Linked DNA regions of Homo sapiens: region 2 is linked to region 1. A link is a loop called in an ENCODE intact Hi-C map of the cell type or tissue named here. Cell type or tissue: ovary. All regions are shown on one strand. Each heading gives the region's core, and the rest is flanking DNA. Links, peaks and the distances in the headings are about the cores only.

The links. Peaks named below come from ENCODE experiments on the same cell type or tissue, not always from the same donor. Only the 100,000 strongest peaks of a DNase experiment are listed, where the experiment ranks them.
Region 2: a loop joins it to region 1, with 1.9 times the contacts of the local background. A loop is called at or near these places in 7 of 110 quality-filtered maps.

The regions. Positions count from the first base shown.
Region 1 is chr6:15,365,249-15,381,629 of GRCh38, forward strand. JARID2 (jumonji and AT-rich interaction domain containing 2) reads left to right here. Exons shown (of 18, transcript NM_004973.4): 2 at 8,869-9,004. Among named protein-coding and RNA genes, the nearest start is that of JARID2-AS1, 120 kb to the left of the region's middle. In ovary, for the core only: no CTCF peak of the experiment used is centred there; no DNase peak of the experiment used is centred there.
Region 2 is chr6:15,304,488-15,320,868 of GRCh38, forward strand. The region is part of intron 1 of JARID2 (jumonji and AT-rich interaction domain containing 2); the gene reads left to right. It also overlaps the pseudogene RNU6-522P. Among named protein-coding and RNA genes, the nearest start is that of JARID2-AS1, 64 kb to the left of the region's middle. RefSeq lists silencers at 3,435-3,494, 4,331-4,625 and enhancers at 8,040-8,109, 13,321-13,410. In ovary, for the core only: no CTCF peak of the experiment used is centred there; a DNase peak (open chromatin) is centred at 9,055; H3K27ac peaks cover 1,414 bases.

The DNA.
Region 1 (16,381 bases), core at 5,247-13,246:
TTGACAATCCAGGTGTCTGTTAGATGCTGGAAGATAATCCTGCTGTAGATCTTGGGTCTTTTTTGATTACATTGAAAAAGCGAACCGTCAGATCCAGCACTGCAGGAGGTTTTAATGCCGTGTTGCGTGGTTCTGGCTGCTCTGTTCCCTGACTGCACCCTTTAACCATGAGCGTGCGGACGTCTTGCTGCCATGCTGCTGCCTTGACGACGGCGGATGTCTGACATGCTCAGACGCAAAAGAGCTGACTTGGCAGCTGCCCAGCAGATTTTTATAAAGGCTCAGTTGGTGGCCGGAGATTCAGCCTGTCAGAGTTGTGTTATGCAATAAATCGTTTTCAGCAGAAGTTCTTAATCCAATTTCAGCTGCAGCTTTTTTTTTTTTTAAATAGGCAGTAATCAAAGATAAGTACACATTATTTAATGGGAGTTTGGAAGAAGTAAAACTCTCCTTGCAGAAGCATTTTCAGGCCGTTTACCCTAACCTGGGAAGCATGTCTGTCTGAAGAAATTTGCTGCTTTGAAGTGCTTTTAATTTAAACCCTAGGCAAGGGAACATCATTCACAAGTTCAGTAAGTAAGTTTCTTCTCTCAAGATGTTTCCTGGCCCCTTATTTCCAGTTGTGAATGTTACTCAGGCTTCACTTTATTTGAATATTGACAGACTACTTTTTTTTTTTGGAATTAAATCAATTGGAAATTATTAGTACTACTGTTACTTTGTTAAAAGGGAAGAAAAGGTTATTTTAGACAAAGTTGAAGTTGTACCTTTCTCATTTTCCTTCATCACCCCCAACCCCATTTTTGTTTACACTTAATCTGTGGGAAGAATCAACATTCCCTCCCAATTTTTTATTTGGTGCTTTCGTTTTTCTCTCAAAGTGTTGCTGGAACAGGTTTGGCATATCAGGCAGCCACAAGTTGTTTCAAGTAGGGTGATTTAACAGCAGGTATATGAGAAACACGTTCTGAAAATAAAAGGCATTCATGTACAGGATTCCAGTCATTTATCCTTGGGAGGAGGAAATAGCAATCAATCCTTTCCTTGTCCATGGGCCTAGTTTTTTAGAATGTTTTTTTTCATTTGCTATTCAGCTCTGTACGGCTGTTGTTCAGATCCACCATCCTTAATCCCATGATATGACATTGCATGTTGGTCCTTTGGGCATTGGAGTCAGGAAAAGCACTTCTTTTTCTTTTTGAAAGTAGCCACATCCCTCCACCTGTAGAGCTCTAGCGATCTCTATATGTGGGTGGGGGGCGGGGGGGGCGGGGGGGGTGGGGGGTGGGGTTGGCAACTCCAATTGCCATGTCTTAGCATTTCTGTGAATTTTAATAAAGAGGCTCTGTGTTAGGAGATCTTCCTGCCTGTGATCCTGAGTGCTCCTTTCCTTGGTCTCCTATGGCCCCATCAATTCGAAGGCGATTTCTGCATTTCAGTTGGTTTTAGGTACTAGGGGTTGTGAAGAGCCTTTGATGTCCTGTGCCCCTGCCCAGTGGAAGCAGGATTGTTTTTTTGCAGCACCTTCCGTAAGTGCACCTAGGTTGCCACCTTCTGCCTCTTTATCACCAGGTTGTTATTTAAAACATTGGTGGGGGGTCTGAATTCCAACTTTAGAACAGATGTGTGTCACACTTACAATCCTGCTATGTCTATGTTATATTTGTTTTATAATATTTATTGTAGTGGCTTTATTTCTTTTTGGAGATATGGTTAAAAAAAAAGTCTTTGTGTCATTGTAGGCTTTTTTTGGTTTGTTTTTAATTGATTCAGATTTCCTGGAAGGGGCCTGGTAGAGTTGGTTGACCCATGACCCAGTTTCCACGAGGTATTTCCCTGTCGTTACTACCAGTGCCCTTGATTTGGGTAATAAATGACTTGACCACTCTACCTGTGAAGCATGAGTGTCTAAGGTAGTTTGCCTGCAAGTGATAGGAAATTAACTGTCTTCCATTTTTAAATAGATGTAATTGTCAGAAAATTGATTTTTAATTGATCAGAAATGTGTTTTCCTTTAACCCATGCTTTTTCATCTTTGTTTCCTTCTCCCAAATCAAGATGGCCTGAATTTGAAACCATAATAAAAACCAAGGTATGAACAAATTGCATAACGATGGTTTGCCAATTGTAGGCTAGTAATAGAAAATTCCTTCCCCTACTCCCACTTCTATCCCCACTACTAATAATAGTTTTTTTTCATATATTGTTTACATGAAGCCTCTGCAAACCAATAATTTTAATTTTGCTTTTACCTAGGAGTCAGTGTGAGTTACATATTTAACATCTCTGGCTACTAACACATTTCTGAGTTTTGAAATTTTACTTCCTGATCTGATATCTGCCATGGACTGACTACCAATGCCACATTTGCGTCAAGACTCTGGAATTCATCTCTAGAAATAACTAAAAGTTTCACGATTACTTCGTTTCCCCCATACCTTTGACTCTAAAGGGAGAAAGCAGTGGTGTGGACCTTATACTAAAGGAAGGCTGAGCAGAGAAATCATGATTATTAAATGCAGGTGGTGCTGAGCTCACTGCCCAACTCCTGCTTCCCCAGGAGAGGTTTGCTGTTAGTACAATCATGATGGAGTTTTCAAGTCTTTCCAGTCGACTCCAAGTATCATCCTCTGGGTGGCACCCATTCTGCGAGCTTTACTGACCTGGATGTCTCTGTTTTCTTGCACTAATGTACTTGAGTCCTTTTCAGAGATTTTTGAGGGCCCATATTATTGAAGAGTTGGCTGTCACTGCAGAACACCATCCTGTAAAGGCTTTTTCTTGGTGGGTGATCCAACCAACCTTGAGACAAATTATAAGAACTCTTGGTGTAGTTAGAAACTATATCAAAACAATCTGGTTTTTAAAAGTGTGGATCATGTACCTTTTTGTCTTGTAAAGCAGTTCATTAACCTGGTCTGAATACAACTTGGTTATATTATGCACACATAGCTTTCTGTCAGTGGCCTGTACAAGGTTTTAATTTTGATGTTTTTTGTTTTTTTGTCTTTAAAATGAGTAGAGGAGAGCATCACAGGAAAATAAAATTGTATCACTGGGAGCTGTGCTTTTGGTTGGATTGGATCCTTCATTTGGTTCTTGTTTCATGGTGATGCAATACTTTTACTTACTTCCTCCCCATCCCTGCAAAGAAACAGTCACCATGGAGGATATAGTTAACTGCAAACTCATGAGATCCTGCAGTGTCATGAGACTGTGCATGGAAATAGAATTATCTTCTTGTATGTGTTGGATCTGTTCTGGAGGATTATTCACATGTAATTTGAATGTATATTTAATTCTGGTTGTTGGGTTTTAAAGAGAAGTCATCCCAAGTTGAGTAACCAAAAGAGAAGGGTTTGAGAGACCGTGTCACGTAAGGAATGATTAAAGGAACTAGCATTACTTAGTGCCATACCTTTTTGGGTGTTTTCCGCTGTGCTCTTTGATCACTGAAGAGGAGTCAAAGGAAGATTTCTCAGGGTATATTTATATAGACATCTGAATTCTGACAGTAATACTGGCCGCATGGGATGGATGTTTGAAGCATTCGTCTTGGAGGTTTCATCTTTTCTTTCTGATGTATATAGGCACAGGATGGAGTCCTATTTTGCAGAGCAGAGCTTCTGAAACTTGACCGTGTACCAGAATCATCTGGGCATCAGTGCAGATTCTGAGCCCCTAGATCTGGATGGGACCCAGGATTCTGCTTTTCTAACAGGCTGCCGAGTGGTTAAGGTACAGGTGGTCTGTCTTGGAGTTGCAACACTATGGAAGGATATGTTGAATCTCTAGCCCGGACCGTCAGCTGTGGAGAGTTGTTACATGGTGTTGTCTGATAAAAGGCATGTGATGTTATCATGTGCTTACTTTCTGAGCTCTGGTATTTTATGTGTGTATTATAGAACTTGGAACAGTGAGTGGTTCTGTTCTCCTTTTTGTCTTTTAGTAAAAAGACTCACAGTCCGGGTTAGAGATAACTTGCAATGCCAAGTTGTGGCCCACAGACCACCTGTACCTTAACCACTTGGCACAGTGTTTTTTACTAATTTTAGTAAATTTTGTAAAAAAAATTATGACCATATACAAGTTTGATTCCTGACCAATTGCTCTTTTTGATAAGAAATTCTATTATTTTCAAAAGTGGCAGTAATCCTGCAGTTTAAAAGGAGCCATCACTTCTCCTCTAAAGGGCGTATTCCTGTGTCCTCTATATTAAGCTGACCAGTAAACCAGAATGCATGGGGTGCTTGGTTTTGTGGGCCATTCCAGAGTGGGCCAAGAAGAGGTCTGCACTGTCAAACCCTGACTGATTCTACCAAGGGGCCTGAAGTGGTTTACAGAGGACAAAGGGGATAATTTGGATTTTCAGACAGTGAGGTGCTAATGGGCTATTAGTTGACTTGAACATATGATTGAGAATGAATTATTGGATCTAGAGGGTCGGGCAGGAGCATCATGAGAGATTGCTGGAAATACAGGAGAAAGAGTCTGAACAGATGTAAGTGGGGTAGGGGAAGAGTAGCTGGAATCATTGGTCAACATTTAGCAAATGGGAGTGTGACAGAGTTGTTACATGTGTAAGACCATGTGGACATCTGGACTGGCACTTTTTCTTACAGAGAACACTGCAAAGTGGCTGAGGAACGAGTGGTAGCAGCCACTGTGGAGGAAGGATGTCTCCCCTAGGACACCAGCCTCTGCTGAGAATCAGAGGTGTGGCTGAGCCCCTTGGGATTAGTCTCTGTGGGGAGTGTTTTATGAGGATAGCAGTGTGACTTCTGGCACTGGATGTTAGACACTGGCAGGGCGAGTAGGGGTAAATAAATGTCAGTGGGAACAGTGAGACTGAGCTTCGTTGAGTTTGTAATTGATTCCAGAAGTATTTATTCAGCTCTTGCTATATCAGGCATGTTTTAGGAGCTGGGATACAGTGGTGAACAAGAGTAGTGATTTCCTTGCCCCGTGGTTAAATGCCTAATTAAATAAGACAGCTATTGAGAAAATGGAAAGGAAGGTCTGTATTGGGTGTATGTATTTTGAGTTTGCTTGACCTCTAATGATAGAGTTGTATCTGGGCTGTTTTTTTTTTTTTTTTTTTTTTAAAGACTTGCTCTGTCACCCAGGCTGTAGTGTGCAGTGGCACGATCTCTGCACACGATCACTGCAAGCTCTGCCTCCCAGGTTCATGCCATTCTCCTGCCTCAGCCTCCAGAGTAGCTGGTACTACAGGCGCCCGCCACCACGCCCGGCTAATATTTTGTATTTTCTTTTAGTAGAGACAGGGTTTCACCGTGTTAGCCAGGATGGTCTCGATCTCCTGACCTTGTGATCTGCCTGCCTCGGTCTCCCAAAGTGCTGGGATTACAGGTGTGAGCCACCGCGCCCGGCCATATCTGGGCTGTTTTTTAGAGCGTTCAGTACTGGTTGATCCTGAATGAAGAATGATATAGCCACAGCAGAGTTAGCATTAAACTGGAAGGATATTTCTTCTGGCCTTCCTCTCCCCCATCTTGGATAGGTTGAGTGCAGGCACACCTTTGCTGTCTGCATCTGGGATTCTGCTAGAGGATTATAAGGTAAGGATGATTCACCATGACCCTACAGTTGAGAAAGGCAGCTTAATTGGGACTATTTGGAATTATTACCTACTGGTCTATCTCTTGTGAACAGCACTGAGTCAACTCATCTACTAGATTTGTGTCTTGCATCAGCATTGAGGGAGCAGGTGACAAGTCTCAACCAGCACTGTAGATTACAAAACACTTGTGTGTTGTGTGTGTTTTAAGTTTGAATTTTAATGTGTAGCATTTGAAACCCCATAATCTGGGTCATGGATTTGCTTCTCCTGTATTTAAAGTACTTCATAGGTGTAATGAAGCTGCTTGTGTCAGTAACTGAACCTTAAATGCGCTTCCTTTCTTGTAGTTTTCATCTCACATGGTTTATGTTTTAATTAGACATTAGTTGTAGGGGAATAATTCTCTCAACTGGAGCCTGAAGTCAGGATGAAGGCACCAGCCTGCACAGGATGCAATAAATCGTCATGGGAATTTTACATTGAAAGCTATTTTGGGGCCTTATAATTTATAAACTGTGTACATGTAGGAAATAATAGTTTATAATCTCACGTCATTGTTTGTTGTGGAGATTCGAACAGTGAGAATAGGAACCTGGTGGTGATGAAGAGAATTCTGTCTGACAGCCTTTATGAATAGACTGAGGCTGCTGAAGAGGTGGATTTCAGCCTAATAAGCATTAACTCCTCCTGCAGTTAACACTATCATTCAGTTGCAGCTAGTATATTAGGAGAGCTTTCTTGCAAACCCAGGGGAGTTGCTGTAAAGATTAATTCAGCTATATCATGCTTTTCATGTGTTGTGGTGTCAAGTCAGTTGCATTTTACTCAGGTTGGTATTTGGGTTCCTCCATTTTTCTGGTTTTTAATCATTTGATTGGGAAGGTCTCCAGTGACCTACACGCAGTAGCAGGTTAGAAATTGTGTTTCTCTTGTTAGGTTGGGGCAAGGTTTGCTGGCTTCTCTTAGCCTTCATGTCCGAACCCTGACCCCGTACCGTGGTCTGTGGATGTTTTGGCTGTCTTGGGAGAGCGGACAGGAAGACTGGATGTACCTCCTTCTTCTAGAGGCACTGCCCAGCAGTCGGAAATCTCAGCCTGGCAGGCTTCTGTGAGTGAAGGATGTGAAGGAGAAGGTGGAAATCCTAGTTCTCTCAGGACTTTCTTCCTCTTGCTGTAGAAGATGGAGAATTACTCTCATTCTAGGAAATCTGTGAAGCTTAACGAAAGTGCAGCTTAAGTTATTTAGGGCTTAGAGTCTCTATGATGTTGGATTTCTAAAATGAAGTTTGTATTTATGCAGAGTATAGGAACGTAAGTGCTGGAGGAGACGTCAGATCATCTAGACTTCTCATTGAGTCCCATGGAAGTTTTCTGTGATCCTTCAGTGTTAGGGAGGAAAAACCAATTCTTTTGTATAAACCAGTAAAACAGCACCAGACTGCCCATGAGATTTTCTGCCTTCTCCTTGAACAAAGGGAACCTGAATATCCAAAATACCCCAAATCATGATTTTACCTGGGATATTAATGTTATTATTATTATTATTTTTAGACAGAGTTTTGCTCTGTCTCCCAGGTGGGAGTGCAGTGGCGTGATCTTGGCTCACTGCAACCTCCGCCTCCCCAGGTTCAAGTGATTCTCATGCCTCAGCCTCCCCAGTAGCTGGGACTACAGGCGTGCACCACCACGCTCAGCTAATTTTTGTAGTTTTTTAGTAGAGACAGGGTTTCAACATGTTGGCCAGGTTGGTCTCAATCCCTTGTGATCCGTCCGCCTTGTCCTCTCAAAGTGCTGGGATTACAGGCATGAGCCACTGCGCCAAGCCGTTCTTCTTATTCTTTTAAGGCCCAAAGTATCTGTATGCTTCCATTTCTTATTTATTTATTTATTTTTTTTTTTGAGACTGAGTCTCACTCTGTCTCCCAGGCTGGAGTGAAGTGGCACGATCTCAGCTCACTGCCACCTTTCCCTCTAGGTTCAAGCAATTCTCGTGCCTCAGCCTCCTGAATAGCTGGGATTACAGTCGCGTGCCACCACGCCTGGCTAGTTTTTGTATTTTTAGTAGAGATGGGATTTCACCATGTTATTCAGGCTAGTCTTGAACTCCTGACCTCGTGATCTGCCCATCTTGGCCCCCAAAAGTGCTGGGATTACAGGCGTGAGGCACCATGCCAGGCCTGCTTCCATTTCTAAAATGAACTTTTATAAAATGCTTAATTAAGTCTGATGTAGGTGTGTGAACATAAGTCCTTCTTAGATTAACAGCTACAGAAGAGAACCTCTCAATATCCTTGGCCATGTGAATCATCATCTATTAATAAAAACTATAGTGACTTAATCTTGCTGATTCTTTAAACATGTATCTCTTCCTATTTACCTTGCTTTAGTGACTGTTGTCAACCATGTCTGTCTTCCCACCTCTTGCTCTGTCTCAAGTCTCTGTATAATTTTTTCTTCCCTCTTTAGTGCTTTTAAAATTTGAGTCTTTCTTTATATCTTTATGACTGGAATTGCTGGAATAGTCTCTGGGCTGGCTGTTTGTTTTTGGTCATCTCTGCATTCATTTTGTTAATTCTTAAGAACTTGTATTCGTTCTGGAGCAACAGACATGAGGTTGCCAGTTTGAAATGAGACCTTCAAGATCCATCATTAATGTGTACATTAAAACAAAAATCATGCCAGTTGTATGCCGCCAAGATCAGTTGCCTCCTTCTGCAGTACTCTCTCCTTTTATTTGTGATTCTTTTACTTAAGTGGCCAATGCGGATCCAATTCCATGTCTTCTGACTGGATTGTAAATTCCTTGAATGCACAGCACCCATATCTGCTGTATCCTTTGAGCTCCCAAGGGAGGCAGCAACATTTTTAAGAGCTCCGTACATATTTCTGTTGCAGTGTACATTCTGGCATTGCTCACTTTATAAAACTCAAGTAAAATGATCCATTATCCTTCTGGTTGTGGGTATAACAACACCTTTTTCTGAACTTTGTCAGGAATATAAAACTATTACTAGTTGATGAACGTATTTGATTTTGGGGCGTATAAAGAAGTGAGATGGTTGTGTGTTGCTTTCATTCTTTTTAACAGCCTGTGGATTCACTTTTCTTTGAGGCCTGTTCAGAAAGGTCATTGCCCCTTTACCTTATGGGTGTAATTCTGACATTGAGAACTGGGTCGTGGTCACACAGTACGTGTTCGGAAATTCCTTTAAAATAAAGTTTATTTTGACTCTGAATATTGCCTTGCTTTCTATTCAGTAACTCCTCTCTTTTCTTATGTTTCTTCAGGATGACAGTGATGGGATTCCGTGGTCAGAAGAACGGGTGGTACGTAAAGTCCTTTATTTGTCTCTGAAGGAGTTCAAGAATTCCCAGAAGAGGCAGCATGCGGAAGGCATTGCTGGGAGCCTGAAAACTGTGAATGGTGAGTTGACTCTTGGAATATCTCATTGGAATGTACAATATCTCTGGGCGTGGACTTGTTCCTGAATTGGATGTATTCTGGCAGCTTGTGCTTCCTGGTCTAGGCACCTAAAGGCAGTCTGTAGGCTAGGTGAATCTGCACTGCAGACATCCTGTTGGGTTTATAGGGTTGTTTTTGTGTTCCTTTATGTACCGCGTTATATAGTGGACAAAATACATTAGTCTGTTCTGTAGGTCCTGTCTTGCTGGTTTTTCTATATGTATGTCTTTCCACACTGGTATGTGAGCAGAACTCTTTGATGATCTTGCTGAAATGTGGAGTCTTTAGTTCTTGTCCCCGGGTTGTATAGGAAATAGCCTAAATCTTTCTGTCTACTGCTTTTCCTGCTCTCTGGCTCAGCGGCTTTCTCATCTCTCCTTCCTTCCTTGCTGGGCAGGTTCCTGCAGTGGGACAGCTTTGCATACCTCTAGAAGTGTGCTTCTTCCTGGATGATTATCACTTGGCTCCTTGATGCCTGGAAAGAAACTTGTTCCTATATGAGTTTGTTCTCATGTCTGTTTTGAACAGGGTTCATATGGTGCAGATGAAGTCATCCAACAGAAAGTATCTGAGGACAAACATTTGCTTGTAGTTTACTATTTTATTTCAGGGGAATGCAGTGACATTCTATAATCCCCTGTGTACTTATCAGGATTACAGTTAAAGTGAATGAATTGACCATGTTTTTGTTTATGCTTCCTTGGGGCAAGGAGATGAGAAAGAGCAGGTTCTGTTCTTTTTTGAGAGCTATGGCTCTGGTCTTAGGAGAGTCACCACATATGGGGTACTTGACAGTTTGTTAGGGTGCCAAAGGACAGGTTCACCATGGCTTCCAATTTGTTTCCCACCACCTTAGTTGTATGGTGAGTTGTCTGGCAGCCTCCTGTTGGAACTAGTGTTCACAGGCACTAGTGCACAGCAGTACCTGTTGCTGCTCTGTTTCTATGGGGCAATGGCAGAGTTTCCTGAGATGACCTCTCTGAACTTCACCATTCACCCTAGTTGTGCTGTCTCCTTCCACTGTTGCGTGACTTGAAAGAAGAGCCTCTGTCCACCCTCCCGGGTTTTCTTTCTTATGGGTGACTTGCCTTTGGAGGTCAACCATTAAGGCCATAGTGGCTCAGTCATGTGTGCGTCTCTCAACAAATCTCAGCCAACATGTATGGGAAAGGCCCATTTTGAGTCTTAACATTTGCAGAAAACAAAATAAGTTGTGGAATCTATTGCCATAGAATCCAATTTAGACCCTCATAGCTGCTTTCCTAAAAGGCACTCTGCCTTGTTCTGTGGGTCTCCAGCAGAGAGGGACCCTAGCCATTCGTTGCTTGTAATACAGTAAACTAAAAACCTTGTGTGTAGTTGGAGAACATTTGATGTGATATAGATCGTGTTTATTGTCATTGATTCACGTTGAACGTAGCATCTTGCTTGATTAAATGTGGGGGGTTGGGTATGAAGGAGAATATCACTTAATCCTAGAGTTTAGAGTGGAGCAGTGACTGCTGTACTGTTAGATTGTATGGTTGTGATGCTCTCACTGTACTGTTCAGGAATGGTGTAATGCCTTAGTGTTTCTTGGCATTGCCAACAGTGGAAACAAAAACACCCATATTTTCTTAACTGGGAAACACCAGCTTTTAGAACAAGAAGTTAGCCAGATGTTCAGGATTTAATAAAGGTAGAATTTGAGTAAATGAACAAAAACTAAAGTTTGTCATTCCAGAAGCAACCAGTGCTGTCAGCCAGTTGGCCAAATGTAGGTTTAGCTCTGGCAGAGTCAAGGGATTGATGATACTGAGGAGAAAAATCTCAGTTGGCAAAGATGCCCACATTGGGATCACTGAAGTCTTTTTATTTATTCTGGCACTACCTTCATAAGGGAAGGTTAGTTTTTGTCATGGTAGTTTGCTTTTCATCCAGATAAAGACTTTTAAGTCTTTTAAAAAATACAGAGACACCTCGGCTTCTCTTTGGGTTGTGAAATTGCTGTGAATATGCCATTTTCTAGTTTGTGTTGGTTTTTATGAAGGCAGCGTTCCAAGGTTACCTTTTTGTTATTCTGTATGTGGGATTTCTATAGCAGTTCTGAGTAAACAGATCTCCTTGTTTCAGGACTTGAGTGTGCTTTAAGAATCATTATTTTGCTTGGTGCGGTGGTTCATGCCTGTAATCCCAGCACCTTGAAAGGCCGAGGAGGGAGGATTGCTGGAGCCCAGGAGTTCGAGACCAGCTTGGGCAACAAACTACAACCCTGTCTTTCCAAATAATAGTAATAATAATAAATTAGCCAGGCATGGTGGCACATGCCTCTGGTCCCAGCTAGTCAAGAGGCTGAGACAGGAGGATCACTTGAACCCAGGAGGTCAAGGCTGCATTGAGCTATGTTCACACCACTGTATTCCAGCTTGGGCAACAGAGCGAGACTCTCTCTTTAAAAAATCATTATTTTCAAGGCAGCTACCATCTTAAACAAAGTGTACTTTCTTATTTTGGGGAGCTACTTGGAATCACTGGAAAACAGAATTGGTATCATGGGAAGAGCTCCTCTTCTGTAGGTGTTTTCGGAGCATGATCCAGAGAAAGCTCACACAGTAGGGAGCAACCAAGACTTTAGGGCTGGTGAGGCTAGGAGTAGGGGTTGTTGTAACTGCAAGCTGTGTTGTGCATATATATGTGGACGTGTCTGTGTGTCTTTGTGTATATATGCGTGTATGTATATGCATGCTTTGCTGAAAAATCCCTTTAGTTTGAGTGGATACTTTATAGTCAGCCATCACTCATGTCCTATCTCATAGAAACACTTCCTAAATGTCAAATGAAATCAGAAGATAGGTTAGTGGGAGTGGAAGCAGGGTGTATTAGTTTGTTTTCATACTGCTGATAAAGGCATATTGGAGACTGGGAAGAAAAAGTGGTTTAATTGGACTTACAGTTCCTCATGCCTGGGGAGGCCTCAGAGTCATGGAGGGAGGTGAAAAGCACCTGTTATATGGCAGTGGCAAGAGAAAATGAGATTTCGTGAGACTTACTCACTATCACAAGAATAGCACGGGAAAGGCCAGCCCCCATGATTCAATTACCTCCTCCTGGGTCCCTCCCACAACATGTGGGAATGCTGGGAGATACAATTCAAGTTGAGATTTGGGTGGGGACACAGCCAAACCATATCACAGCGGATTGACTATAATGGTGGTGGTTTTTTGTGAGCCTGTCACCCAGGCTGGAGTGTAATGGCATGATCTTGGCTCACTGCAACCCCCACCTCCCGGGTTCAAGCGATTATCCTGTCTCAGCCTCCCAAGTAGCTGCGATTACAGGCATGCACCACCACACCTGGGCAACAAATTGAGACCCTGTCTTTACAAATTATAGTAATAATAATAAATTAGCCAGGCATGGTGGCACTTTTTTTTTTTATCTTTAGTAGGGATGGGGTTTCACCATGTTGGCCATGCTGGTCTGAAACTCCTGACGTTGTGATCTACCTGCTTCGGCCTCCCAAAGTGCTGGGATTATGGGTGTGAGCCACCTGTCCCGAGCCAGGATGGATAAGTCCATGCAAGATGTATGTTTTTTTTTCAATTTTTTTTCTTCTTCTTTTTTTTTTTTCTTTGAGATGGAGTTTCCCTCTGTTGCCTGGCTGGAGTACAGTGGCGCTATCTCTGCTCACTGCAGCCTCTGCCTCCGGGTTCAAGTGATTGTCCTGCCTCAGCCCCCAGAGTAGCTGGGATTACAGACACGCGCCACCACACCCAGCTAATTTTTTTGTGTATTTTTAGTAGAGGCGGGGTTTCACCATGTTGACCAGGAAGGTCTCCATCCCTTGACCTTGTGATCCGCCCACCTCAGCCTCCCAAAGTGCTGGGATTACAGGGGTGAGCCACCCCACCCGGCCCTCAATTTTTAATTTTTTTTTTTTTTTTGGTTAGTTCCCAACCCAAAAGATTCCTTTTCAAATGTCAAAATGTTTCCACTGGTTCATTAATTTTTAATTGTCACAGAAATTTGTCTGGTGGTAGAGTTGTAAGATTGTCCAGTCCAGAGCCATTGCTAGGAGGTGACATATGCTGTGCAAGCAAGGATGAGAACATGTGCCTTAACCCCAGAGAAGGGTGGGTGGTGGTGGAGCTTCTGCCTCTGTGTCCTCTTTCATGCCTTCGAGGTTGGGGACAGTGACATGCCTCTGAGAGCCCTGGCACTCAGAGACTCTCAGAGATCTGTAAACTGAAAGACCCATCTAACTATGGGGCCTTTATGACTGTTAGATGTGGTAGTGACTTTCTTAAAGTCAAACAGGTATTTAATTCACAGTAGCAGAATTGGAATTGCAGCTCAAGTCCTGTAACTTTGAATCCAGTACTTTTTTGCAAGACAGAATGCATGAAAACTACATTGGATCTTTGCAATAGGAATATTGAAAAGAAGATGTTTTGTTTTTTCCCATTTCCAGCGTTGTTTCTGGATCTTTGATTATTGGAAAATATAAATGGATGATTGGAGGCTTTCCTGGGAAAAATCATTTGTTTTTACCATAATATTTAAAAATAACAGCAGAATGGATTTTACAGAATTTTTATCTAATTTGAAAATAAAATACATGTGACATCTCCTGAATCATTGGCATCCTGGTGTGATGAACAAGCAGCCCTTTGCCCTTCATCTGTGTGAAGGGGGTCGGGTATCTGATGCCTGGGAACAGTGTGTGGACACTGCAGCTTGTATCTGAGCAGTGAGCTCAGCTGCCCTGGTTCTGTAGGTCTGTGAGTAGTAATAACCTAAGCAGACATAAGATAGTGGAGACACGTCGTTTTTCATGTCATAAAATCCATGTTTGCTATCAGTCTTGTTTTTGTGGTTTTACAGTGACAAGGAATGAATTTTTTTTTTTTTGGCCCTACTATTGGTAGGATATGTGAGTTTTGAACAGCCTCATGAGTTGTCTGTGTAGCAACTGATGCCATCGTTACAGCTTGTTGGTTATTGCTGGGCTTAAGCGTGAAGTGGTAAGATTTGCTGATTGTGAGCCTTCTGTCTACTTTTTGTTGTAGATAATGCCACTTTTCATGGATGTAATAAATTGACAAAAGCTTTGGAAAGGACTGGCAGAGGCTGAGACCTTGGCCACTCTTTGAGGGCCCTTGGCCTGCTGAGGCTAAAATTAGGGACATTTAAATAATAACATGCTACACAAATAATGAGTACACAGAATTACACAGTCAGAGAGGGAAGCTATTAACTGTATTTGAATTTCATTTGCTTCCTATAAATGTCATCTTAGATCAAGTCCTTTGGCCAGCAAAACACTCTTGATGAGATTTAAGGGACCCTGGATTCATTTCCTTAAACTTACCCCGGGCAGTAGTTGTGATGGCTAGCCTACCTTGAGTTCTCACTATTTGCCAGTTATTGTTCTAGTACTTTAGCTGTATTTAACTCATTTAATCTTCAGAACAAGCAATTTTATAGGTGAGGAAACTATATACTAAGAGTGGATTAGCAATTTGCCTACCCAGCTATTAAGTGGAAGCATGAGGATATAAGACCAGGCCTTTTGGATCAGACCTCCCATGCTTTCTGGATTAGAGCTCCCAAGCTTGTAGCCACCACTTAGATAAGGAGAGGTAATTTTGGAGCCTTTCATAAAGATAGCATTCCAAAAATAAGAATTTGTAGGAAGACTTTACTTTTTTTAAGTAGGTATTTATTTGGAAGGAGGTAAGTGGATTTTTTTTTTTTTTGGTCGGGGGCCGGGGGTGAGGGGATGGAGTCTTGCTTGCTCTGTTGCCCAGGCTGGAGTGTAATGGCGCAATCTCTGCCCACTGCAACCTCAGCCTCCTGGGTTCAAGTGATTCTCCCACCTCAGTCTCCCGAGTAGCTGGGATTACAGGCATGTGCCACCATGCCTGGCTAACTTTTATATTTTAGTAGAGAGAGGGTTTCACCATGTTGGCCAGGCTGGTCTCAAACTCCTGACCTGAGGTGATCTGCCCACGTCGGCTTCCCCAAGTGCTGAGATTACAAGCGTGAGCCACCGTGCCTGGCCGTCAGTAAGTGAATTTTTTATTGGGAAAAAGAACCTTGGAAGGCATGGTAAGTATTTATTGACTGTGTTTCTGGGCTTTATTTATGATTTGTAATTGAATTGATAGAGGGTATCAAAAATGTAGACTGTGAATTGGTTTCCTCCTCTCTTCAGTCAGACACACAGATGCATCCGTTAGTTTCCATTTCCTCACTTAGAGTTTTGTGTTTTTAATGCTGTTGTCGTTCTGGCTGGCTGGAACTCACTGGACGGATGGTGCATGGATGTTTTGGCAACAGCTGCCAATTTGTAGCCAAGGACCAGTATTGGAAGCGCAGATGTGGGACATTGTGTAGCCAACACCCCCCAAGCCCCCTTTAAGAAATATAATTTTGAACTCCTTTCAGAATCTTTCAGTCATTTCCAAAGATTCTTGATGTGTGTGGAATGAAATGTGGGCCCGACTGTGAATTCATTGTTAACAAAATATGTTCACACAAGTCATAAAAACGTATTTGTGAATCAAAATAAAAAAATGTCAGGTCACATGGTCTGATTTACGTAAGTTTATTTGTGGGCCATATTTGAAATGAATGTCTGGGGTATAAAGTGACCTTCCTCTACGAAGGGGAACACCTGTCCCTTCTGTTTTTGCTGGAAACTTTCAGGTCTAGCTGTACTAGAGATGGTGCCTACTTTATCATTATCATTTATTATTATTTATTATTATTATTTTCTTCTGAAGACAGTGGCTTATGGGCCGGGCGCGGTGGCTCACACCTGTAATCCCAGCACTTTGGGGGGCCGAGGCGGGTGGATCACGAGGTCAGGAGATTGAGACCATCCTGGCTAACATGGTGAAACCCTGTCTCTACTAAAAATACAAAAAAAAAAAATTAGCCGGGCGTGGTGGCGGGTGCCTGTAGGCTGAGGCAGGAGAATGGCGTGAACCTGGGATGCGGAGCTTGCAGTGAGCCAGATCGTGCCACTGCAATCCAGCTGGGGCGACAGAGGGAGACTCCTGTCTCAAAAAAAAAAAAAAAAAAAAAAGTGGCTTATGCTTCAGCTTTACCGAAGTGTTGATGTCTGTGTGCTAGTCTCCTCCTCTGCAAGCTGTAGGGAGACCAGTTGCAGCTTGAGTTTTCTCTAACACTCCTGTGTCCTGGCCTCCAGACTTTTTTCTTTCCCTCTCCTGTTTCCCCTGATGTGAGGACACACTCTGCATGAAAGAAAGCTGGGTGAAATGAAGGGCTTCAATGTTGTTGAAAACAACTTATTTTTTGTTTACAAAGGAAGCTACATTTGTTGTGGAAAGG
Region 2 (16,381 bases), core at 5,419-13,418, 61 kb before region 1:
GGTTACAGTCCTTCTCTGAAGCAGCCAGACAATCATCGGAAGGCCCTTCACAGACTCCCATATCTAGATGAGTGATGCTTTACTTTTGACCTTTGTAGCATGGCCTTTCCCCCTCTAACCCTTTAATCATCTCTTTAAAAAAATCAATCAACAAATATTTATTGAACGTTTCCTTGTAGGCTTTAAAATCCACCCATAGGCTGCTCTGTGACTCTTAAGGATTTCTGCCCTGCATCCAGAGAGAATGCAGTAGCTCTGGCCAATTTACTTAGTATCTGCTTTCTTAGATTATGAGCATTTTCTGTTTTTCCTGGGAGTCCATGGGTGTGTCCAGTGCTGGCAGGGGGCACCATCAGGTTGCAAGGTTGAGGTGGTGCATCTTATCTGCTTGGTGAGGTGCAGGGAGGGGTGGAGCAGCTGTTTCCAGCATGTGTTTCGCTCTCTTTATTGGCCCTTTCAGCTGACTGCTTTTTACAACCAGTTATGATGGAACATTTAAGACTTGTTTTGGGGTCACCACAACCAAGTTTTCTCTTCTCACTGATTGGCAGGAGGGGTGCCCACTGGGAGCCAGCACAAGTCTGGGATTTTTTGGTTGGACAGGGTTTCTTGCCTGCAGTTTCCAGCTGGTAAATGAGCCTGGGCTTGAGGAAGTTGTCAAAGGCCTTCCATCTTTTAAATCTTGGCCATGTAGCTGGTATTGTTGAAGAAAACGTGAAGAAGGATTTTAAGAAATGGCCATTGAAGATTGATGTTGGCCGGTCATCCTGCACACTGTCCCTCCTTTATGTAGCGTAATGCAGGATTTCTTATTCAGAGAGCAACTCCGCTGTGGGCCTACCCCAGGAGAAAAGGGTGCAGGGAGGGTGCTGGCTCTGGCTAATTCTGTCACTCCACTTTGGAGAGGGGAAAAGCCTCCTGAGCAGCTGAATGCCTTTGGTTGTTTCCAGTTTTCGCCACGCTAAATTTCATTCCCCATCCTCCTCCTCTTGCCCTACAACATAGCTTAGCTTAGAGTTAAAATTGGTTTCATTCTTTAGTGCTGTTTCTTTCTCTTCTTGTTTGCATTTGTGGATGAGTTTAGATTCAAACTAGAATGTGGTTCTGATGTGTGAGTAAAAGCACCTCATTTTCCCCTAACCACAGCCTCATCACTGGGTACTTGGCAGAAGCAGACACCATTGTTGACTGAAAATAAATGGAGTTCAAGGGGTCTTCAGGGTTCTTGGCCTTGATTCCTCCCCACCCCCATCTCTTTGGAGCACCCCTCCAATATCTAATTGTTAACATTCTGTGTGTGAGAGATGTATTATGTATTAACTGTTTAAATAAAGTCCTGTGAATTCCTTGGACAGTGTATTATGAATTTACAAGGGAGTTCACTATATCTTTAGGTATTTGTGTTATATGCATTATCTTACCCATTAATACATTATTCTGAACTTTTGTAAGGAAATAGTTTTCTACTATTCATCTGTGGTTTTGGTTACAGTTTTTAAAATGCAGAGACAAATTTCAGTTCCATTTCTGGTGGCCCACTTGTGGGACCAAATCTATCTTTCTAAACGTCAGATTTTTAGAAGCTCTACCAGCAATCCTCGAGGCTTACAGTTTTCCCGGGTTTCTGTTGGCAAGTAACTTCAGCTTTTCGTACTTTGAGATCACAAGTGGCAGACGCTCTTAAGTGCGTCACAGTTAGGTTGTTAAGATTTGAGGGGGACAATCTCCTTTGGTGTCGAGTTCATCATCCACAGCAGTAGGAACAACAAAAACTCAAGAATTCCTTCCCCCTGCAGTGAGCCAGCCAGCCTCTTTTCTCATTAACAACATAGTCATATTTCTTTTTTTTTTTTTTTTTTTTTTTGAGACGGAGTTTTGCTCTTGTTGCCCAGGGTGGAGTGCAATGGCACAATCTCAGCTCACTGCAACCTCTGCCTCCTGGGTTCAAGCGATTCTCCTGCCTCAGCCTCCCGAGTAGCTGGGATTACAAACGCCTGCCACACGCCCAGCTAATTTTTGTATTTTTAGTTAGTAGAGACAGGGTCTCACCATGTTGGCCAGGATGGTCTTGAACTCCTGACCTCAGGTGATCCGCCCGCCTCGGCCTCCCAAAGTACTGGGATTACAGGCGTGAGTCACCGTGCCTGGCCCAACACAGTCACATTTCATAAGGATCATACTGTTTATTTAGTCCACATTCTGGGGAAAGGGGAAAAATACCATCTTCCTTAAACTTAATTTTTAGGTACTTAAAAATTTTTTTTGACTTTTGTTAAAACCTAGGAGTAAAACACAAGGGGCAAGTGGAGTGAAGGAAAATGGAAGGTGGGGAAATAGGCAGCTTATTTTTTTTCCTGACCTTACCCATTGTACTTTGAAGTTAATATATATATTTTATATTAATTACATTATTATATATAATCAATTATATTAATGTATATTATATATATATTTTTAACATTAAAAAATTTAGACTGGGCGTGGTGGCTCATGCCTGTAATCCCAGCACTTTGGGAGGCCGAGGTAGGCGGATCACAAGGTTAGGAGTTTGAAACCAACCTGGCCAACACAGTGAAACCTGTCTCTACTAAAGGTACACAAAAAATGAGCTGGGCGTGGTGGCAGGCGCCTGTAGTCCCAGCTACTCAGGAGGCTGAGGCGGGAGAATCGCCTGAACCCCGGAGGTGGAGGTTGCAGTGAGCCGAGACAGTTCCACTGCACTCCAGTCTGGGCTACAGAGTGAGACTGTGTCTCAAAGAAGAAGAAAACATTTTTTCCTGTTGCCCAGACTGGAGTGCAGTGGCGCTCACTGCAGCCTCTGCACCCCCGGATTCAGGTGATTCTCCTGCCTCAGCCTCCCTAGGAGCTGGGATCACAGGCATACGGCACCATTTTCGGCTAAGTTTTGTATTTTTAGTAGAGATGGGGTTTTGCCATGTTGCCCAGGCTGGTCTCAGACGACATCAGGTGATCTTCCTGCCTGTGACTCCCAAAGTTCTGGGATTACAGGCGTGATCCCAGTTTTGTTTTGTTTTTAGTACATTGCAATTAATGTTTACATTCAAACTTTAAAATTCCTTGGATCTTTGTTTTCGGGATGGGGTTGTGGTTCTTCTCCCCCACCAGAAAATGTGATTTAGCTGCCTCATTTTTGGTATTTTTCTTCTCTGATGACTTACCTCTATTGAAAACTTTGTAGTCTGTGGGGAGAAATTTTGTATGTTTCTGTACTTCAGCTACTAGGTTCTCCCTTTACTTATGTGATTAGTTTAATTTAAGATTTATTACTAGGAGCTCATGAGAAATATGTTCATTGCCCAAATTTGCTAGGATAGCAGAGCCTAGTTTCATCTAATTTGCAGAGTTCATTCTCATGCATAATTCATCGGTCCAAGAAATACAGACTCCCAGCCAGCGTAGCTTAAAACTTAATGATTTTCTCAGGAGCCAGTCAGGTGTCAACTAAAACAAGCACTTGATAAGCTATAGACCCTGACATGGTTTTGTTCTGCTCAAAACTTTCGAGTTTCCATTCTAATCTTGATGCACAGAATGGTTGGTAACGGTTCTTCCTCCTTAAATTTTTCTGGTTTTCTGAAAGGGTGCAGGGAATACCCTCACCCCTTAGCAGCTTCTAGTCCTCTTCCTTAATCCTTTACCTGTTTTCTCATTATTATACTAGTGAATTTTGTTTAATTCCTTTGTGCTGGTTTGGAACAAGTGCCATGTTAAATATCATTTCTATGATGGAGTGCATTCTAGGTTTTAAACTGCAGGTTTATAAATGAACTTTTAGAAGGTGGGCGATTTGAAAGTGATTCTGTGTGGAAATAGAAGCCAGAGGGGCCAGATTCAAAGGCCATCTGGATCTGGAGCCTCATTTATTGTCACCAAGAACTGGATGTTTGTGCTGTTTGTCATTTCCCTCAACTCAGCCTCTCTAAGGATAATGGCTTTTCACAGAAGCCTAAATGTAATGCTTTCTTCATTCCCTTACTTCCCTTTAAAATCTTGCATATAAACATTGATAGAAATCCAGAAAGAGAGAGTCCTGTTTTCTCCCCTGTGGTTAAATAGTGACGGTTGATCTACTGAATACCTTCCTTCCTTAAAAACAACGAGATTAGGTAATTACAGCAAATGTGGTCATTAGCCTCATCTGCTCTTATTATCTTATTATGTATTTGTTACTGTGAGAGCCAAAAGATGTGAGGATAAGCCAGACTCTCCCTACTTTGAAAAGACAGGAATTGTAAAAACACGTGGTCACTAATGGAATCTGCAGTTTGATCCACCATGACTTTTGCTTACTGGTGAAATTGGTTTTCTTATATTTTGTCAACAGTAAATAGGCTGTGTGCTTGGATAATAGTTAGGCTAATATAGGAAAATTTAATCATGGCTTTTCTCAAGTTTAATTTGAAAGAGTGCAGTGGGGAAGTCCCCTGCAGGGTGGAAATCGTAGTAGTTGAACATGAGTGACCTTTTTGGTTGACTGACTGCCCTTCCTGTGAAGCTGGCCCAATATCTTTCCCCTGTCAGGATTACTTCCTGTCTCAGCCTGAATAGTTTAAGTAGCTGCAAGATTGATGTTGGATATCTCTGGGAAAATTCCATTCTCTTGAATTTAGCTGACAGAGTACCTCTTTCATTTCTTTCATTGTGTTCCATTTTTGACCTCGGAAGGAACTAAACATTATTTCTCATCCAACAGACTCATTGTTCATCATCTTTGGGCTTAAAAATCCTGTGTTCCCTCAGTTATTTCTTTTATGAAGGTTTCAGGTGCCTCATTATTCTCTATGTGGAGACTGTGTTAGTGTCTTTAAAAATCGACATTCCATGTTTTAAGCATCTAGTATACATTATAAGTAGTGTGATATTTTGCATCCATTTCACTCAGCCACCCTGCTTCTAGGAATTTGGCCACAAGGATGTGTAGTAAGTATTTTACTGTGTATCCCAGTGAAAAATGGAAACCAATAGGGGATTGGTTAAATTATGGAACGTCTGTTCCGTGCAGTCATTAAAATGAAATGGTAGCAAGAATGTTGACTGACATAAAATAAGTGAAAAAAGCAAGTGAGAAAACAGTATTTACAGTTTAATTTTTTTGTCTTATCTTGGAAAATTTAGTAAATATATGTATACATATAATATATAAAGCATACATATATAAACGTGTGTGTGTGTGTGTATATATATATATGTATGCTTTGACAAATGAAGTGGTGGTGTAGGCACAGGTGGGAGGGGCAACTAATCCACACTGAGGGATGACAGAAGGCTTGAAGGACAGGGATTAGCCAGGTGAAGATGGGATTGGCCAGTAGTGTGTTCCAAAGTGAAAGTGGAAAGCCCAGAGGTGAGAAGTGGCTTGGAAGAGTTTAGGAAGAGGGATGGATGCTCAGGAGATAAGGCTTATCTATATTTTCTCCAGGAAACGTGTATTACTCTGTAATAAACAAAAAAAATGGTACCTAGAAAGCTTCTTCTTCCAAAGAAGAAAGTCAAGGAAGCAGCAGGAAAACAGATTGCTTTGTTGCTTTAAGGCTGTGGATTTTGGACTCTTAATGAGATTAAGGCCAGGGAGGCTTTCCCAGGTTGGCTGGATGGGCTGGGGCTGGGTGTCTCTGGTGAAACAGATGAATTCCAGATAGGTAATTTAATTTCCAGAGGTGCCGCACAAATGCCTTTGCCTCCTGCTACTGGTTAGAGCAAAACAAGCATGTGATTTATGTAAAAATACATGAATATTAGTTTTTATCAAAACCCTGCAGAAGAAAAACAGTAGAAAAAATGATACTTCCTGCCATAGCCTCTTTGTGGAATGAAATTAAGAAAATCAATATTCTTTACAAATGACTAGTCACAGTGGAACTGGTCTGTTGAACCTACCCTTTGTAGATAGCATTAATACATCACCCTCTCCCACATTACTCCAACCATAACAGAAATAGTGATTTACATAGGAAAATGCGAGCTGAATTAAACAAGGATGGCCCTGAATTCTGCTGTAGGGATTCTTAAGATGGCACAAGCTAGGCTGTGAATGCCTTGGCCTCCCCTCTTCTCCCCTGTTTCTGGGTCATGCTCCCCTCTGGATTTCTTGCTGGGTAGTTCTGGAGGGAAGGGGATGCCCTTCTACATAAGCATCTGCAGGTGCAGAGATGGGATGGGCCTAAGTGTTCTGAGATCTTCCAGGAGATGGGATTTCAATCTCCAGAATTCCCATCCCCGCTTGGCTCTTTGGTGGCCCAGTTCTGGAAGTTGAGATTTAGACCAAGATTATAGTCTTAAAATAAATCTTGGATGTGACTCCTGCCAGGATGACTTGTAAATAATTTCGTGCCAGAAACCGAGCTGACTTTGGTTTGTGGGCTGGAGGTGGCTGATTCCAACTCTGGGAATTCATTCTAATTTTTGGTGCCCTGTTCACCCTGAGTTGTCTTCTCACGGCTGCCTGCCCAGTCCCTGTGTGGGAATGGGAACCGTCATAGAGTGAATATGAGGACTTCACATCCTTTGGGATGCGGGTATTTTAGTTCCAGGGCTAACATGGCACGTTGGCAGTGAGATAGTTGCTATAATAATTCTCTAATAAGCTGTTGGTCTCAGAGACCCTTCCGCGTGGCGTATCAATGGGGCTTGTGACAGTAGGAGTTGGGATCTTAGAGGATTCATATCACCCTTGCTCCTAATCCAGTAACCCCTAGCAGTGCCCATCACCAGCCTCACACCACCTTGTACCAGTCTTGGGCATGGTGAGTCTCTCTGGTACACTTTTACATTAGAAAAAGTCTGAAGAGGCTGGGCACGGTGGCTCATGCCTGTAATCCCAAAACTTTGGGAGGCCAAGGCGGGCTGATTACCTGTGGTTGGGAGTTCGAGACTAGCCTGACCAACATGGAGAAACCCCATCTCTACTAAAAATACAAAATTAGCCAGGCATGGTGGCGCATGCCTGTAATCCCAGCTACATGGGAAGGCTGAGGCAGGAGAATCGCTTGAACCTGGGAGGCGGAGTTTGCGGTGAGCCGAGATCGCGCCATTGTACTCCAGCCTGGGCAACAAGAGCGAAACTCCGTCTCAAGAAAGAAAGAAAAAGAAAAAGTCTGAAGACTTGTGAGCAAGCCTTTTCTCTCCCACAGGTAAATATTCGATCTGCCTTTCTGCACAATACAAAAGCAAAGTCCTTAACACAAGCCACAGATGGCACTCTGATTCGGCTTGCAAAAAAGGTAACTGTTTTTTTTTTTTCTTTTTTCTTGTAATATTTTCCTTAAAAAATTTTTTTCCTCTTAATACCCTAAGCCCCAAAAGGGAGTTTGTATTGTAAAATATTCTTTAATAAGTCACTTTTAACTACGTGAAACTGGGGGGAATTTTCCACATTTGGACCAGGTCCCTGGATTGTATTGCCAGAGGTGTGGCTTTTGGCATTAACTTTTATTTAATTTGGATGGCTACTTTCTAGAGAAATCAATTTAACCTAAAAAATTGTCATAGCTCATTCTACATATGCACCCCTACTGTTCTAGATTTAAAAAACAAAAACAAAAGCTTTCTAAGTCAGTTTTGATTTTGAGACGGAGTCTTGCCCTGTCACCCAGGCTGGAGTGCAGTGGTGCGATCTTGGCTCACTGCAGCCTTCACCTCCCAGGTTCAAGCAGTTCCCTTCCTCAGCCTCCCAATTAGCTGGGATTACAGGCGTTTGCCACCACGCCTGGCTAATTTTTGTATTTTTAGTAGAGACAGGGTTTCACTGTCTTGGCCAGGCTGGGCTCGAACTCCTGACCTCGTGATCCACCCGCCTCGGCCTCCCAAAGTGCTGGGGTTACAGGCGTGAGCCACCATGCCCGGCCTCAGTTTGGATTTTTAAAAAACCAATCTTATTGAAGTAAAATTTATACATGCAGCCATTTCAGGTGTACACTGTGATAACTTATGACAACTGCACACATCTGGGTATTACCATCCCATCAATATATGCACCTCCTGTCACCCGAGAAAGCTCCCTTGTGCTCCTGTCCTGTGCCCCCATGCCAGCGCCGACCTGCCTTCTTGCACTGTAGATTAGCTTTGCCTGTTGTAAATGCCATATAGATGGAAGCACTTTTGTGTCTACATCCCTTCACTTTGCTTTGAGATTCATCCAGGCTGTGTGTATGGTTTGTTCCTTCCTGTTATGGTTCAGTAGTCTCCTCTCTTTCTGTCTTTCTGTGTTCTTCCTGTGACTCACTCATTGTCTGTGTTTCTTTTTTTCCCTGTAAGCCTGGCCTGGTCCTTTCGTGATTCCCTGTAGTCTTTTTCTCAAGTGGGCATTAAAGCAACCTTATCTTTCACACACACTGAAAGAACCTAGTAACTGAGAGATGATCCAGCCAGATTCTGCCCTTACCTTTACCCCTCACCACCCCACTAGGGGACAAAACAAGCAAATATACTGACTGACCCAAGCCTTGTTGTTCCGACGAAAACACTGGCGTTCAGCATCTTTCCCGCAAACCGAGCTGCAGCCTCCAGTTTCAGAATAGTGCCTTCCATAAAATCTGTGGGAGTTTTCCGTTTATGTTGCTTGTTTTTAAACAATCTTCTTGGAAAAGAATTCAGTGCTGTTAATGGATTGCCGTCGGAGCTTTTTTTACATTACACCTGTCCTCTGCTTCCTGATCTCCTTTTGATGGTTAGGGAGAATATGTTGACTTAGAATAGCAAGGAGCCATGGCACCCCAAGGAAACAGGAAAAATCTCAGTTTTCATGGATGAGAAAGTCCCATTCTATTGTCTGTGTGTGCCTGAGTATGTACACTGTAACATCTCATTTTTAGTTGTATGAAGAAAGCGCTGTGGCTGAGAACCAGTGTTTGGAGGTTGGGGTAGGGTAGCCTGGGTTCATAGTCACTACATATCCCAGCTCCCCAAGCCCTAGGAGGTACTGCACAAGCAGTACAGACAGGGTCTTGCATTTGTGCCTCTTCACTGGTGACTTCCCATTTTGAAGAGTGCCAGCTTTTCTGGGAAGTCTGCTGCCAACACTGAGCCGAGCCAGGGTTGCTGTTCACATCTACGCAGGCTGTTGGTGCCGCGGCAGCATGCTGTCCTTGAGAGCACTGTGGAATTTGCAGTGTGCCGTACAGATTCAGAAATGGTGTATGTTTCTTGTGGCATTAGTGTTTTGACTTGCAAATCTGGAAAAGAACAGGAAGTCTTGGTGGAAACACTCTCTGGCTGATGTATAGAAACCTGTGGAGTTAACTGCATTTTAAGCACCAATTATTAGAAAATGAATTTCTTCTTACTTGGGGAGATTTCTTTCAGATCTTAAATACATTTGTCATCTAAACCTCTTCTCCTAGGGGCAGATGATCCCTGCCTTGGGCCTAGGAGAGTAGACATTGGTAATTACCTTTGGCCTGTGTCTCCCCAAATATCCTTATACCTTCTGCTGGCCCATGGCTGTCTAGAAGCCCTCATGGAGGTGCTGCTTTTGTTTTTATCTCTTCATTTGGGGAGAGGATACTGCATCTGGACCCAAGGCCCAAGGTGTCCTGATGTTGAGTCCTTCCAATTCTGGGTAGCCATGAACAGTGATGCTGTTCATAGATAAGGTCAAAGGGACGGGCTTAAGGTTAAGCTCAGTTAGTGGATGGCAGAGGCTGTATTCAAATTAATCTTGATCCACTCTGCAGGTTGCTGTGGCTCCTGTTTCCCCCACTCCTGTGGTCTCCTGCTGTGATTCTGTCAAATTACCCATTTATTTATAACATTTGCCACTACTTCAAATACTTTGTTATTTATGTGGTTTTGGCTTTCTCTGCTAGAATATAAAGTAATACAATAATTTAAAAAAAATGAAGAGCAAGACTCTTTTTGTTCTTGAGGTGAATCTTCTTGCTTATAAATTTACCCCAAGCACCTGGAACAGTGCCTGGCATGTGGTACTTAAGTATTTGTTAAAATAATGAATAATAAGTAAACGGCATTTTGAAAGTTGCTGTCATTCAAATTATGATTTGTGGTGTTAGAGTTCTTATAGGCAGGGCTTAGTTTTAATAAATGACATTGAGAGCTAGTTATAAATCATACATTAGACATAGTTTAATCAGTTTGGTGCTTGTGTATAGAAGCGGACAGAACCCTGGAGATACAGTTGAGGCCTCTTCAGTGAGAGGAGGGAGGAAACTTGCCTTGGAACAGTGTCACAGACAATCCATGGTACATAGATGCCAGAGGTAGACACTGTAGGTTAGGGAAGGTTTGGGGACTGTGAAATGAATGGGCAGCAATAATTAGTGAAATATTATAAATTGCCTTTATTACTGTTGGTTTCCCGACTGCTTCAGTAAAACCAAAAAATACGCACATACTTAGCCTGATGTGTTTAGTTGGGGTTGCCGTTATAGAAAAGCCTTTCAGAAGATACAGAAGAGTGATCCTTTCAGCAGCACATATACTAAAATTGGAATGATACAGAGAAGATTAGCATGGCCTGTATGCAAGTATGACACAGAAATTTGTGAAGCATTCCATATTTTTATGTATTGGAAAATCAGGTTTGGATTATGCAGTTTCTAAAATTGAAGAATATTTCATCCTTACCAATATGTTTTGAATAGTATTTTGCCTTAGAAATAATTTTTACATACTAAATAATACGTATATTAATGAAGAACAAAAGGAAACGGAAGAGCAACGTGCTTGTCCAAAAATTCTCCATGTGTATAAGTGAATTGATTCTGCCAGAAAGAAGAGTTTAGACATGTTTTTATTGCAAACAACTTCCTTCAGATGCCAGGTAGTAGACAATCTACAGGACTAGGGAGGATGAGAGATGTCCCTTTAGAATGCTGTTTGAACCCATGATGGATTAATTACGAAGGTTGATGCCCATCTATACCAGCTGGCTTTCCAAGATTTATTTGACCCGTTGCTTTGTCTTGGAGAACTGCAGTCTCTCTCATATAGCTTTGATCTTTACTGTGGGAATCATAGTGCAGTCAGTACACCATAGGGTCAAGTGCTCAGTCTGCCATTTTAACACAGAAAACTTACATATTTAGAAGTAGTCACGTATCTAGAGTGTGACTGGACTACCTGAATAATTGAGATGAGATACGGTCAAAAAAGTGAGATATCTTCATCTGCTTCAGGTGGCTTTTAGGCTGCAAATCCCTAGAAGTTGTGGTTGTCCGGAAGTTACCAAAATAAATGAGTGGTGTTTCGCCCAATTCTGTTTTTTCAAGTTCTGTTTCAAGTTCTGTTAAAATTGTTAGCAGAACTGGGAAAGTGCGTTAATGAAGCAAGCAAGTCCTGTAGTGTGTGCTAACTGGGCCCAGTGTGCCGTCCATACGTTGAGTACGTTCATTAGTGATTTCAGACATGAGTTTCTCAGGGCTCCCAAATTTATGGAAGAAGTAAGTGATGACTTCCAAATTCTTTGTCTTCAGATTGATTTAAAGTGACTGAGGGCATAAGCTGGAACCAAGATTAGAAAGAACACAGTTTACACGAGTCCTGCTTCCTTTTTTTTTTCATCCCGTGAATGTTATCTTCAGTATTTTCTCAACTAATACGAAAAGTACCACTGAAGTGGGGTCTGCTGGCTTGAAAACATGTGTGAAATACAGATTCTATGGGTTTTTTTTGACATGGAGTCTCACTCTTGCCAAGGCTGGAGTGCAGTGGCACGATCTCTGCTCACTGCAACCTCTGTCTGCCTTCCGGGTTCAAGCGATTCTCCTGCCTCAGCCTCCCTAGTAGCTGGGACTACAGGCACACGTATTTTTAGTAGAGACAGGGTTTTTGAACTCCTGAACTCAAGTGGTCTGTCCACCTCGGCCACCCAAAGTGTTGGCGTTACGGACATGAGCCACCATACCCGGCCAGATTCTATGCTTCTGTCTCAGATTCAGTTGCTACCCTACAGAGGTGGCCAGTTAGGAGTGTTTCATAATGAAGATTATGTCTTTAATCATTGTGAGGTTTGTGGCTGAGGACAGTAGTCCTTATGCTTGTGCTGGTTAGAAGTAAAGAAATTTTGGACTGTTCTTGCTATTTTTTTTGAGATGGAGTCTCTCTCTGTCGCCCAGGCAGGAGTGCATTGGTTTGATCTCAGCTCACTGCAACCTCTGCCTCCCAGATTGCTGGGATTACAGGCACCCACCACCATGCCCAGCTAATTTTTATATTTTTAGTAGAGACGGGGTTTCACCATGTTGGCCAGGCTGGTCTTGAACCCCTGACCTCAGATGATCCTCCTGCCTTTGCCTCCTGAGTGCTGGGATTACAGGCAAGAGCCAGTGCACCTGGCCCACTGCTATTGTTTTTAACACAGCTTTGAAAGCAGTATGATTTGGTTAATAGGATGGCTACAGCCAGACACCCTGGGTTTGAATCTCAGCTCTCTATGGAATGACCTTGGGCAAGTCATTTAGCCAGCCTGTGCTTCAAGTTGCTTGTGTAAAATGGGGATAATAGTACCTTTGTTATAGAGTTGCTGTGGGGTTTCAATGAGTGTACTTTTGGTCTAGAATGAATCTTTTGTAGACAGTCTTGAGTATAATGGGTTGTGATTTTGTGCTTCTTGTCCCATCAGTTATTTATAATTAGCAATGGTACTTTGTTGCATGTACTTAATTTGATTTTATCTATTTAGCAGTAGAATTTTTTTTCATCAGAAATAATTTCTTCCTGTCCCTCTGTGAAATCCCCTTGAGAAAGGGGTAAGAAATAGCTCTGAGGACCAGTTGAAAAATAATCGATCTGAAACACAACAGACAATATTAACATGTCAGTTTTTTCTGTTTTGCAGGAAAATGCAAGTCTCATTTAGGATAATAGTTTGATTTCCTGAGGTGGTTATGGTTATGGTTTTGTGTAACTGAGAGTCATTTAAAGGTGATGCATAGGTTTGCAGGTAGAAATACAGTTTTGTTTGAAATCTGGGGTGTTCAACCGACATTGTGGTAAGAGTAATTTCCCCCAAAACTCCCTAGGAAATTTTTACCTTTTACTTCAGTAGACCTGGAGTCTTGCCTCTTGAACTGAAAGTGAGGTTGAACTTCATCCGTAAAGGTGAGTTTTCCCCAAAGGTACCTGAATGCTTGCCGTGTAACTGATGGGTCCATAGTCCACTGCCAGAAGGTACCCTCTTGCGTCTCGGAGGTGCTGGTTCTGAAGTATCTTTTTTGAGTTTTAGTTGGAGTTTCTCTTGTTGAGAATTTTGAATCTCAGAAAATGCCATGGCTGCGTGGGTGTTTGTTTTAGCTCCACACCCTTCATCTTCAGGGTGGATGCACCCTTGGGTGGCGTTGCACACAGCTGGCGCGTGGAGAGCCGATCCCTCCAGGGTTTGTTTCTTTAATACCAGACCCGCTCCCACAAAACTGGTGTATTTAGGCGTCCCCTCTTCTCCTGTGTTTGTTGCTGGCCAGCAGTGCCTGCAAGTTCCAGCAGATGAGGTGAGGATGGACAGTGAGGTAGAGGCTAGTCTGTTTGCCTGGGTTCACTGAAGTTGCTAGGTTTTGAGTTTGCTCCAGATTAGTGAATATATCAGCTGTGAGAATAAGAGTGATTAAAGCATGGTGGCGCATGCCTGTAGTCCCAGCTACTGGGGAGGCTGAGGCAGGAGAATCACTTGAAACCTGGAGGCGGAGGTTACAGTGAATCGAGAACCCTGCCACTGCACTGCAGCCTGGGTTACAAGAGCAAAACTCCGTTTCCAAAAAAAAAAAGATTAAACAAATAGGACTTCTCCATTTGTATTTAAACTTCAAAGAGAAAGCTGAACTCCAAGGCCCAGCTGGAGGACACGTGGATCCAGCCAGCATGTTAGATGTAGGCAATTGGAGAAGGACAGGGAGACAGCAGTGAGGTGCAGGGGGATGAGGCACATAGTTGTCTACATGAAACAGGCAGATCTTTGTTTTCGTATACCTAGAATAGTTTCCATGTCCAGCAAGAACTTCCAGGTTTTTGTTGTTTTTTGTTTATGCTTTGGTGGTGGTGGTGGTTGCTACCACCTGGAGAAAAGCTGCCTTTGCAGCCCCACAACTGTGCAGTTGCTGTGAGTGAGCAGGCTGGGAACCACATGCTCTTGTTCTGACATTCACTGGAGGCACCCCCCTCCCCTTTCCTTACAAGGCATCTCAGAGGATTGTCATTTGAGGCAGGCCGGATTCACTGGTGTGACTGTTTCAGGACTGGCTTGTCTCATTAAAAAACATTTTTTGGATCAGAAACAATGAGGGGTGGGAAAGGCAACAAAAGCCTCTTGAGATTCCCGGATTGCTCAGGATGTTATAAACAGTAAGTGCTGCTTTTGATCTTGGAGGGTGGTGTGGGGTAGGCGAGAAAGGGGGTGGTGGTTATTGGGAAGAGGGCTGGAGCCAGACAGCCATAATGGCTTGTCCAAAGGCTGCTGTGAATCCCAGTGGCAAAGAGCTCTGCACTTCCCGCTAATTTCTGTTTTCTTTACTGTGGCTGGCTTTATTAAAAGGACATAAGGAAGCAGCCTAGACATTCAGTCCAATCAGTTTTCTAGGGTAGCAGATGAAAAATAAAATTGGGCCTTTTGTATTTACATAGAAAGTAAGTAGGGTGGCTAGCTTTTATGGCTTATTCACTTTCTTGCAGGGAGAGAGGATGCTGTCTGTCTGTCTCTCATATGTATATAACATGCTTGGAATGCTATAAGTTATCAAAGATTCATTAGATGAGCACAGATCTTTCATTCTGTCTTGAAACATGGCAAGGTTTGAAGTTGGTGGACCAATGAGAAGCTGTGCTGCCTTGAACAATAATTTTAAAAGAGTTGCTCTGACAGCATATCTTTTGTAACTTTTTCCTCTCTGTGGTTCTGCAGTAGCCATTTTGTGTCTGAGTGACATGGAATTTCTGTGTTGCTTTTTTCTTTTTTTTGGAGACAGAGTTTCCCTCAAGCCAGTTGCCCAGGATGGAGTCCAGTGGTGTGATCTCAGCTCATTGCAACCTCTGCCTCCCGTGTTCAAGCGATTCTTGTGCCCCAGTCTCCTGAGTAGCTGGGAGCACAAGTGTGCGCAACTGTGCCCTGCCAATTTTTTTGTGTATGTGTTTTTAGTAGAGACGGGGTTTCACCATGTTTGCCAGGCTGGTCTTGAACTCCTGTCCTCAAGTGATCCACCTGCTTCATGGCAGGTGAGCCACTGCATCCGGTCTGTCCATAGTTTCTGGAACACAATTAGAAGTGAGATCTGTGTTTGAGGGAGAAGCAGGAAAAGTTTAACCTGAGGATGGCCCTTTAACTTTATATGATGAAAAACTACCTAATCAATGGTTGCAGATTATGTAAATTAAAATAGTGGTGGGTACTTCTTAAACAAATTATGCAAATTTGATGCAGTCATCAAGGCTTCTTGCTTCACTGCATCATTTACCTTTTGATTTCAGAGAAGTTCAGCCCCTTGACTCTTTCCTTATTCGAACTGGAGCTAAGCACTGAGATATTTCAGCCATACGCTTGTTAGGGAGTGTATCTATGTAAATACAAGTAATTTTAAGTAGACAAGGCTATATTAGTAGAACCTGATTACTTTTATCTTGCTGGTTTCTTCCATTGTTTTATTAGTATGTTTCAAATATTTACCATGGTGAGCCGATCAGCTTCTGATCTATGTGGATCAGTATCCAACAAAAACTGACTAGAAGAGACTGTGGTTGTGGATGCTTGTGAAGAGAATGGAAAATGTATTACAGTGTTAATGTCCTCTACAATTCCAGTGACTTAGTATTCAGTTAAGACACAGGTAAGGTGTTGGTTATAAGCCGGTAATTCAAGTTAGGTTAACTCTGTTTCTTTTCCATCATAACCAGTTGAAAAGAGGAAGACTTTACATTTAATTAGGTAGTTCGTAGAATGTAAGTGTGAGAATAGAAAAATATATTTAAGAAACTCAGTCATTGTTCTTTACACAAATTAGAGTGGATTGGTAGCTTTGGGGGATTTAAGTGGGTTGAAGTAGAAGGTGAAATGATGACTGTTAATTATCAAAAACCATACATAAATGTGATTTGTAGTTTATTTTGAAACCTACTGTAGTTTAAATTCATCTGGTATTCATTACAATGCAGTTCTTAAAGAAGATGAAACTGTATAGCTAATGACCCAAATGTTTCCTTCTTATCTAATCAGGGATCCTTCTTTAGTAGCTAGATTAGATGTTATTCAGAAAGGATAATATAGGAAATAATTACTGTATTTCATTTGTGGAGTTAAGCATATGGCCTCTAATTCATTTTCATATGCAATATATGTAAATTAGAGACCAATCTATATTATTTTCAGCCATGGCCATGCAAGAATATGATTCATTCTCTCTCTCTCTCTGTGTGTGTGTGTGTG